Linked DNA regions of Homo sapiens: region 2 is linked to region 1. The links are chromatin contacts, found by Hi-C or POLR2A ChIA-PET in ENCODE. All regions are on one chromosome and are shown on one strand. The core of a region is the stretch at or near the end of the contact, and the rest is flanking DNA. Distances in the headings are between cores, read along the strand shown.

Region 1 (3,502 bases), core at 632-3,131:
TCTTTTACGACTTTAAGAAATACAGAATTTGGTCAGTTTTAGCTGAGAGAGTAAACTTTGATGACTTGCATCAAACAGGGACTGGCACACAACTCCTGGAATTTCCAGTAAGAGAATGTGAATGGGGGACAGTTGCCGACTAGGTGCCTGAAAGATCATTTTTCAAGAAACACGTCAACAAACTTTGAGGGATACATGATAATTAAAAAACTAGCTTCAACCCGGGAGGCGGAGGTTGCAGTGAGCTGAGCCAAGATCGTGCCAGTGCGCTCCAGACTGTGCGACAGAGTGAGACTCCGTCTCAAACAAACAAACAACTAGCCCTTATAATCTTTTTTTTTTTTTTTTAGACAGGTGCATCTTTACACAGTTAAATTTCACTACTTCTTTTTTTGCAGATAAAAACTCAGGAGTTGAGAAATGAATAAACATAATAATAAATATGAGAAAACCATCATGATTTATCAAGCCTGGATAAATAATTTAATAAGTTCAGCATAGAAGACCTTGCTTTTTTTTCTTTCCTCCTTTTCTTCTTCTTTTTTTTTAACTTATTTATTTCAATAGGTTTTTGGGGAGCAGGTGGTGTTTGGTTACATGAATAAGTTCTTTAGTGGTGATTTGAGAGTTTGGTGCACCCATCACCTAGGCAGTGGACACTGCACCCAATGTGTAGTCGTTTATCCCTCACCTACTCTCACCCTAGCCCTTATAATCTTAAGATTTTTGGCTATTTAGGGCCATCTCATTCCTCCCTCCCTTCTTTGTTGCATTCTCTCTCACCTACTCCATTCCCCCCACCTTCCAAGTAAGACCATCTTTGGTAAGATGGTCTTGGTAAGAATGTGATACGCATTATAATAATTTTTCAAATCTTCAAAATTGAGGTATAATTACATACAATAAAATGAGAATGGCATGCAAATTTGTGCCTTTTTTAAAGCTTAGTAAATGTCATAATTTGGTTATAGTTTTTATTTTTCTGGATGCATTTGCTTTTCCTTACATCTACCATGCTCAGCCTTACAGAGATTTTTCTAGATGAATTTGCTTTTTCTCACATCTACCATGCTCGGCCTTACAGAGCTGCCCTTTATTTTAGAATTCCCTAAAGTGCTGTGTTGTACACAGGGAGCTTCTCCTGACTGGAACAACCTTACCTGGTACCACTCTTCCTTCAGGACCCAGATTCTTCTTTGAAACCTTTCCCTGGCCCCTTTGAATACTCTAGCTCTTTTAAAATGTATGTGGTTCTTTTTTCCCTGTTCAATTATTAATCTAACTAGGTTGTGAGTTCCTCCTCCAAGGACGTGAGGGTGCGATGTAGCTTGTCTGATTTTGCATTCCAAGTGTGTGCCCCAATGCCTGACACATAGTAGGTGCTCAATATATGTTTACTGTCAATAAGTTACAATTAACACCCCCATATGGTAATTCAGAGTTTTCATAGCGCGGTCAAACGATCTCATTTAACGCCTACTACAACCCTAAAAAATTCTAATTACTACCATCCTATCATTCTTGTTTGTAGAGTGTGGAGACTGAGAGGTTAACTGTCTTGCCCAGCGCAAGTCAACAGCAAAACGGAACTAAAATTTCAGGCTCGACACCACACAGCGTGTCGAGATCAGCACGAACTTGGCGCTGTGACTTTTCCTTAGAGGGGCCACTTAGGCTTACACTTCCGGATCCTGGGCACACAGAGACGCGAAAAGCTCCCGCGGGAAACTGGGGAGCGGGACTACATCTCCCAGAGAGCCCCGGGGCTAAACAGCAGGTGATTGGTTGATATTGACAGCCAATGCGGCTGCGAGGAGCTCGGGCAGACCAATCACAGGCCGGAAGGGGCGGGACCTCCCACGCCGAGGATAGATTGAGCGCAGAACTAACCGCGCTCTGAAAGGTTCTAAATGTCTGCGGGGCTCAGAGCCGGATGTCACGTCGTCCTCCTCTGCCGGTTTTCTCTTGGGTCCTTTTCCGTGCCGTCCCGCGACTCCGCCTCTGGCCGCGCGTGTCTGGCTGCTAGGCCGACACCAAGGACTGGCCGGGTACCCGGGAAGAAAGCACGTGCTCCAGCAGTTGCCGCGCCCAGCCCCGAGAGAGGCCCTAGGGCGCTGCGGGCTTTCGGGGTCCGCAGTCCCCCCGCGACGCGAGCCAACGGGAGGCGTCAAAAGACCCGGGCCTTGTGTGGCAGGCTCGCCTGGCGCTGGCTGGCGTGGCCCTTGGCCGTCGTCACCTGTGGAGAGCACGTCTTCTCTGCCGCGCCCTCTGCGCAAGGAGGAGACTCGACAACATGTCACCCGCGCTCCAAGACCTGTCGCAACCCGGTAACGCTGCGACCCCGTCTGCGTGGTTGGGTTGTGTTTCTTAACTCGTGCTGTGGCCTCCTAATCCCTGGGGCGATTCCCTTCTGCGGCGGGAGACGCCCGGCGGTGTTTCCCCGCGTGTGGGCGGCACCTTTAGAACTTAGCGCAGGAGCCCGGAGGGCTACGTGTTTTGCTCCACTCTTTGTCCGACCTTCACCTCTTTCTCCCCAGGCAAGCCATCAAAACCTGCAAAAAGCGTCCTCCCCTCGCCCCCGAAACACATTCTTAACGTCACAGTAACTAAACTTTCCAGTTCCACGCAGCATAAACCAGCTGGGCCCTCTGGAAGTTTTTTTTTTTGCATGGTGTGACGCTTATTCGTAAATATGTATTGCGCACCTACTGCGAAAGAAAGTTCAGGCGCGGAGAGACAGACGAGGAAACTCAGAGAACTATTTAAAACTACTACATGGAACTTTTTATTTTCTGCTTCTACGCACGCTGCTGCAAAACTGCAATATGCATAGACTCACTATGTTAAAATAGATGAGCAGACCCCACCTCCAGATACCGAAATGGGAGGTAGTAATTTCAAGCGATTCTGATGTTGGTGGCCCTGGGATCAACAGTGAGAAAAAGCTAGTTTAGCACGAGAACTGAACGTAATGTTAGCTTTATAACGAGCTCTAGATCTCTAAGGTCATGCCTGATTATAATTTGAGGACAAATACACCCGTAAAAACGGGTGAGGAGATGTAGAAACGAGAATTAGTGATAAGTACAAAACAGTAAATATCCTATCACATAGTGGGGATGTTTAGCTTCAGGAAGAGGGGGAATACTAAATTCGTAACGCACAAGGAAATTTATCAGAGGTTAACCGGTGACTCTCTTGATTCTTGGGTTCTGATAACGGGACTGATATAATTGTTCTTGAAACTAGTGGAACTGTGGCTGAGAAACACATCACTGCTGTTATTAAATAAGATATAAACCTCCCTATGAGAGGTTTATATGTTATTTAATATATTAAATAAGATGTAATGAGGTTACATCTTATTTATATTTAATATTTAATTAATAAATGTAAACCTCCCTATAAGAGATTTATATCTTATTGAATAAATGATCATAGGGAGATCATATTTATTTGGAAAACATCTTTTACTCATGATTTCTGGCCTCCCCCTTCCCAT
Region 2 (3,517 bases), core at 1,015-3,514, 640 kb before region 1:
ATAAAGTGCAAAACCATACTGGACGGTACTCTGTATCTTTCACGAATCCAGATTTACCTAGTGAAAGCCTGCCTAGCCATAAAAACACCAAATTCAGGATAGTGATTACTTTCCTGGGAGCAAATGGCACCAGGAGGGGGCAGGCTGGGAGCTCCAGCTGTGTCATTTTTATTTATTAAACCACAGCTGGGGCTGGGCATGGTGGCTTATGCCTGTAATCCCAACACTTTGAGAGGCTGAGGTGGGTGGATCACCTGAGGTCAGGAGTTCAAGACCAACCTGGCCAAAATGGTGAAACCCCTGTCTCTACTAAAAATACAAAGATTTGCCGGGTGTGGTTGCACGTGCCTATAATCCCAGCTACTCGGGAGGCTGAGGCACGAGAATCGCTTGAACCCGGGAGACAAGGTTGCAGTGAGCCGAGATGGCACCACTGCGCTCCAGCCTAGGCAACAAAAGTGAAACTCTGTCTCAGAAACAAACAAACAAAACATAGCTGGAGCAAACGTGGCAAAGTATTAAGGATGGAGTGCTGGGTGCATGAGTATTTGCTGTTATTTCTTTGTATATACATAAATTATTTTATAATATAAAGTTTCAACCTGCCATGCATTTGTAACATTTTCAGATGAATTTGCATACATACGTTTTGAACCAGCGTGTGTGATAGAGACTGGTTTCTTTAGTCAGGAGTCTGTGCTTGGTGCACTAAGAGTTTCAGTCCCCCTCAGTTACTGCGAGGGTCTCCTCAGGAGTCTCAGCCCACAGGCAGCTAGGATCAGGATGCACCCCCTTTTAAGGATAGGGGGATTATGAAGTGTCCAGAGAGTGGTGGCACAGAAGTGGAGACACTAGGGTGTCCAGATGTGGGTCCTGGCTTAGGGGAGAGGATTTATAAAGTAAAATGGCTGCAGAGATTCTGAATCAAGCGCAGGTTGGAAGCATAGTGCTTTGTTGGTACATCAGAGACACTGCCTCCAGGGACATCAGAGGTGACTTCTGTTGAGTTCTGCTGACTGCACAGGAGACACTGTCATACCCACAAAGAATAGCAGGGGACATTTCTGCCAGAAACACCACTAAGACATTAGTAAAAATGATTGTAACCCAGCTACTCAGGAGGCCGAGATGGGAGGATCACTTGAGTCTAGGAGTTCAAGACCAGCCTGGGCAATGTAGGGAGACATCATCTCTAAAAAATAAGACAAATTAGCCAGGCATTTGGGCTGCACCTGTACATAGTCTCAGCTACTCAGGAAGTTAAGGCAGGAGGATTCCTGGAGCCCAGGAAGATGGAGGCTGCAATGAGCTATGATGGCACCACTGCACTCCAGCCTGGGTGACAGCAAGACCCCGCCTCTTAAAAACAAACAAACAAACAGAAAGATTGTAAGACAGCAAATGTCAACTTGAGTTAGTAGTTGAAAAAATAGGCTTGGCGGGGTGGCTCATGCCTGTAATCCCAGCACTTTGGGAGGCCGAGGCAGGCGGATCACGAGATCAGGAGTTCAAGACCAGCCTGATCAACATTGTGAAACCCCGTCTCTTTTTGTATTTGTAGAAATACAAAAATGAGCCAGGCATGGTGGCGGGTGCTTGTAATCCCAGCTACTCGGGAGGCTGAGGCAGGAGAATCACTTGAACCTGGGAGGCAGAGGTTGCAGGAAAAAAAAAAAGAAAAGAAAAAAAATAGGCAAGCGGGAGTTCAAAGGGTGGGAACAAATCAGTGACGCGTGAACAGACTGATTTATGAGGGCAGGGGGCAGAGTCCAGCAGCTGCTCAAAGGCCTTTATGCTTCTGTCGAAACAAGTACGTCACATGCAGAGCTCTAGGCCTTCCTGTGTCATCCGAAAGGATGGGGTGAAGGCCTGGGTTACCAAGGGGGCACAAGTCGCCCACAGGTCCGGGATGAGGAGGCCTTGGCCCACTGTGGGAGCGGGTGGTGCGGAAAGCCCATGAGGGCTCTCGAACATTCCCCAGCGCCTGACAGCGGCCAGCTGGGGACATCTCCCAGCCGTGGCTCAGCCTTCAACAAGTCAAAAAGCCAGCATCACCCACAGCGTCATCCCCAGATCTATTCTAGGTTCTGAGGTTCTAGGTGGGACTTTCAAAAGCAGAAGAAACGATGCTAAAACCGAAAGGAATTTGCCATTAGGGAGAAATGCTTTATTTTCACCAGATGACAAACTTCAGGGTTTCTGATCAAAGTTGCTGCAATTTCTTCTTTCTCCTTCAGGCCTGATTCTGCTCCCCTCCCCTGTCCTCCCATCCTTCTTGCCACAACGGGGGAAGCCCTGAAAAACCCCGGTGTTTTCATAGGCTGTGTGGAGCCCAAGGAAGGGGAGGGAAAGGAAGTGGGGCTCATTTACCACCATTCAGTTCCTGATCGGGTTCCCCAAGAAGCAGCTGGGACTCTCCAACCCAACCTCACTTCCCCGGGGTCCCTGTCATTAGGCAGATGGCACTCCCATGGCTGTCCCTGCCATGTTCCCTCAGACCCCTCCTTGCTGCCTCAGTTTCTCAGCCCTCCACCCTTCCCTGCCTCCTGCCTCTCCCTGTCTGCCCTTCTCGGGACCCAGGCTCCTTCTGTCTGTCCACAAGCATGCTCAGGTCTCCCCATCTTAAAAACAAGGTCTGGACCCCCTGAATAACCTCTTTCTTGCATTTCACAAACATGCGCTTTTGGAAAGCAGTTTATGCTCTTGAATTGACTCACTGCTCCCACTTCCTCCTGCTGCCATCCAGGGTCTGCCTGTTCCCCCTCCAGCCTCCCCGTCAGTCGAGCCTGCCCTTGGCCAGGCCCTGTGGCAGCTTAAGGTGAAGTGGTCCAGCCTGTCAGCCGCACTGGACACCCTGACTGTCTCCTGCCCGGGGCCTCTCTCCCCTGCAGTCTTTGAGGCCTTGACCACTGAGGGGACTGCTCTTTGACCTCCTCCCTACTCTTAGTTTTTTTTTTGTCTTTTTGTTTTTTTTTAAATAACAGCTTTATTGAGGTATAATTCACATTTTCTGTGCTGTCCCCATCTCGAAGTGTACCACATTCAGAGTTGCGCAGTGACCCCACAGTCCACTGTAGACCTTTTCCATCCCAGAAGGAACCCCGTGCCTCTTAGTGGTCACCCTCCAATTCCCCGCCACGCCCTCCAGGCCCAGGCATCATGAATCTGTGTTGGGCCTCTGATTTGCCTTCATTTTCACCTTCTCTGTCAACCCATGGTCTGCAGCCTTTGCTCTGCTCTGTATCCCAGGGACCTCTCTCACAGCACAGGTCTGCATTTCAGCTGTGCCAATGCTCCCCCGAAGCTCTCCGCACCCTTACCCTGGACAGCGGCCTCTTCCTGGCTGGTCCACACCCCAGCCCGACCTTCTGCTGCCCTCCCCAGCTCCGGGCTCCTGCAGCACCTTCTCTCCTCACCCCCTCCCTCACTGCTCCTAAGTCCACATGCAGGTTCACACCTCCTCATGCTTCCCACGCCTCCATGCACTTTTCACACCTCCACACATCACATCTCCTCA

The links. Hi-C counts contacts between places; a loop is a spot of excess contacts on that map. ChIA-PET counts read pairs that join two places held with the same protein, here RNA polymerase II (POLR2A). Pooled maps may share reads with other maps.
Region 2: a map with no recorded cell type shows a loop between it and region 1 (7-fold over the local background). The contact joins the enhancer-like site here to the promoter of MTR in region 1. A Hi-C loop is called at or near these places in 9 of 37 single-sample maps with no recorded cell type and 5 of 50 pooled maps. POLR2A ChIA-PET finds 5 or more read pairs at or near these places in 2 of 52 experiments (GM12878 and Panc1).

The regions. Positions count from the first base shown.
Region 1 is chr1:236,793,411-236,796,912 of GRCh38, forward strand. MTR (5-methyltetrahydrofolate-homocysteine methyltransferase) reads left to right here and starts at 1,882. Exons shown (of 33, transcript NM_000254.3): 1 at 1,882-2,327. The coding sequence starts at 2,294. RefSeq lists enhancers at 1,908-2,197, 2,298-2,487.
Region 2 is chr1:236,157,952-236,161,468 of GRCh38, forward strand. All of the region lies in intron 1 of GPR137B (G protein-coupled receptor 137B), which reads left to right. Among named protein-coding and RNA genes, the nearest start is that of GPR137B, 17 kb to the left of the region's middle. RefSeq lists a silencer at 620-669 and enhancers at 1,635-1,684, 1,785-2,234, 2,325-2,374. Within about 2 kb of position 2,265, at least 5 of the 41 ENCODE cell types and tissues checked have a DNase peak (open chromatin) inside an H3K27ac peak, as active enhancers do; they include GM12878, where a contact is called at or near this core.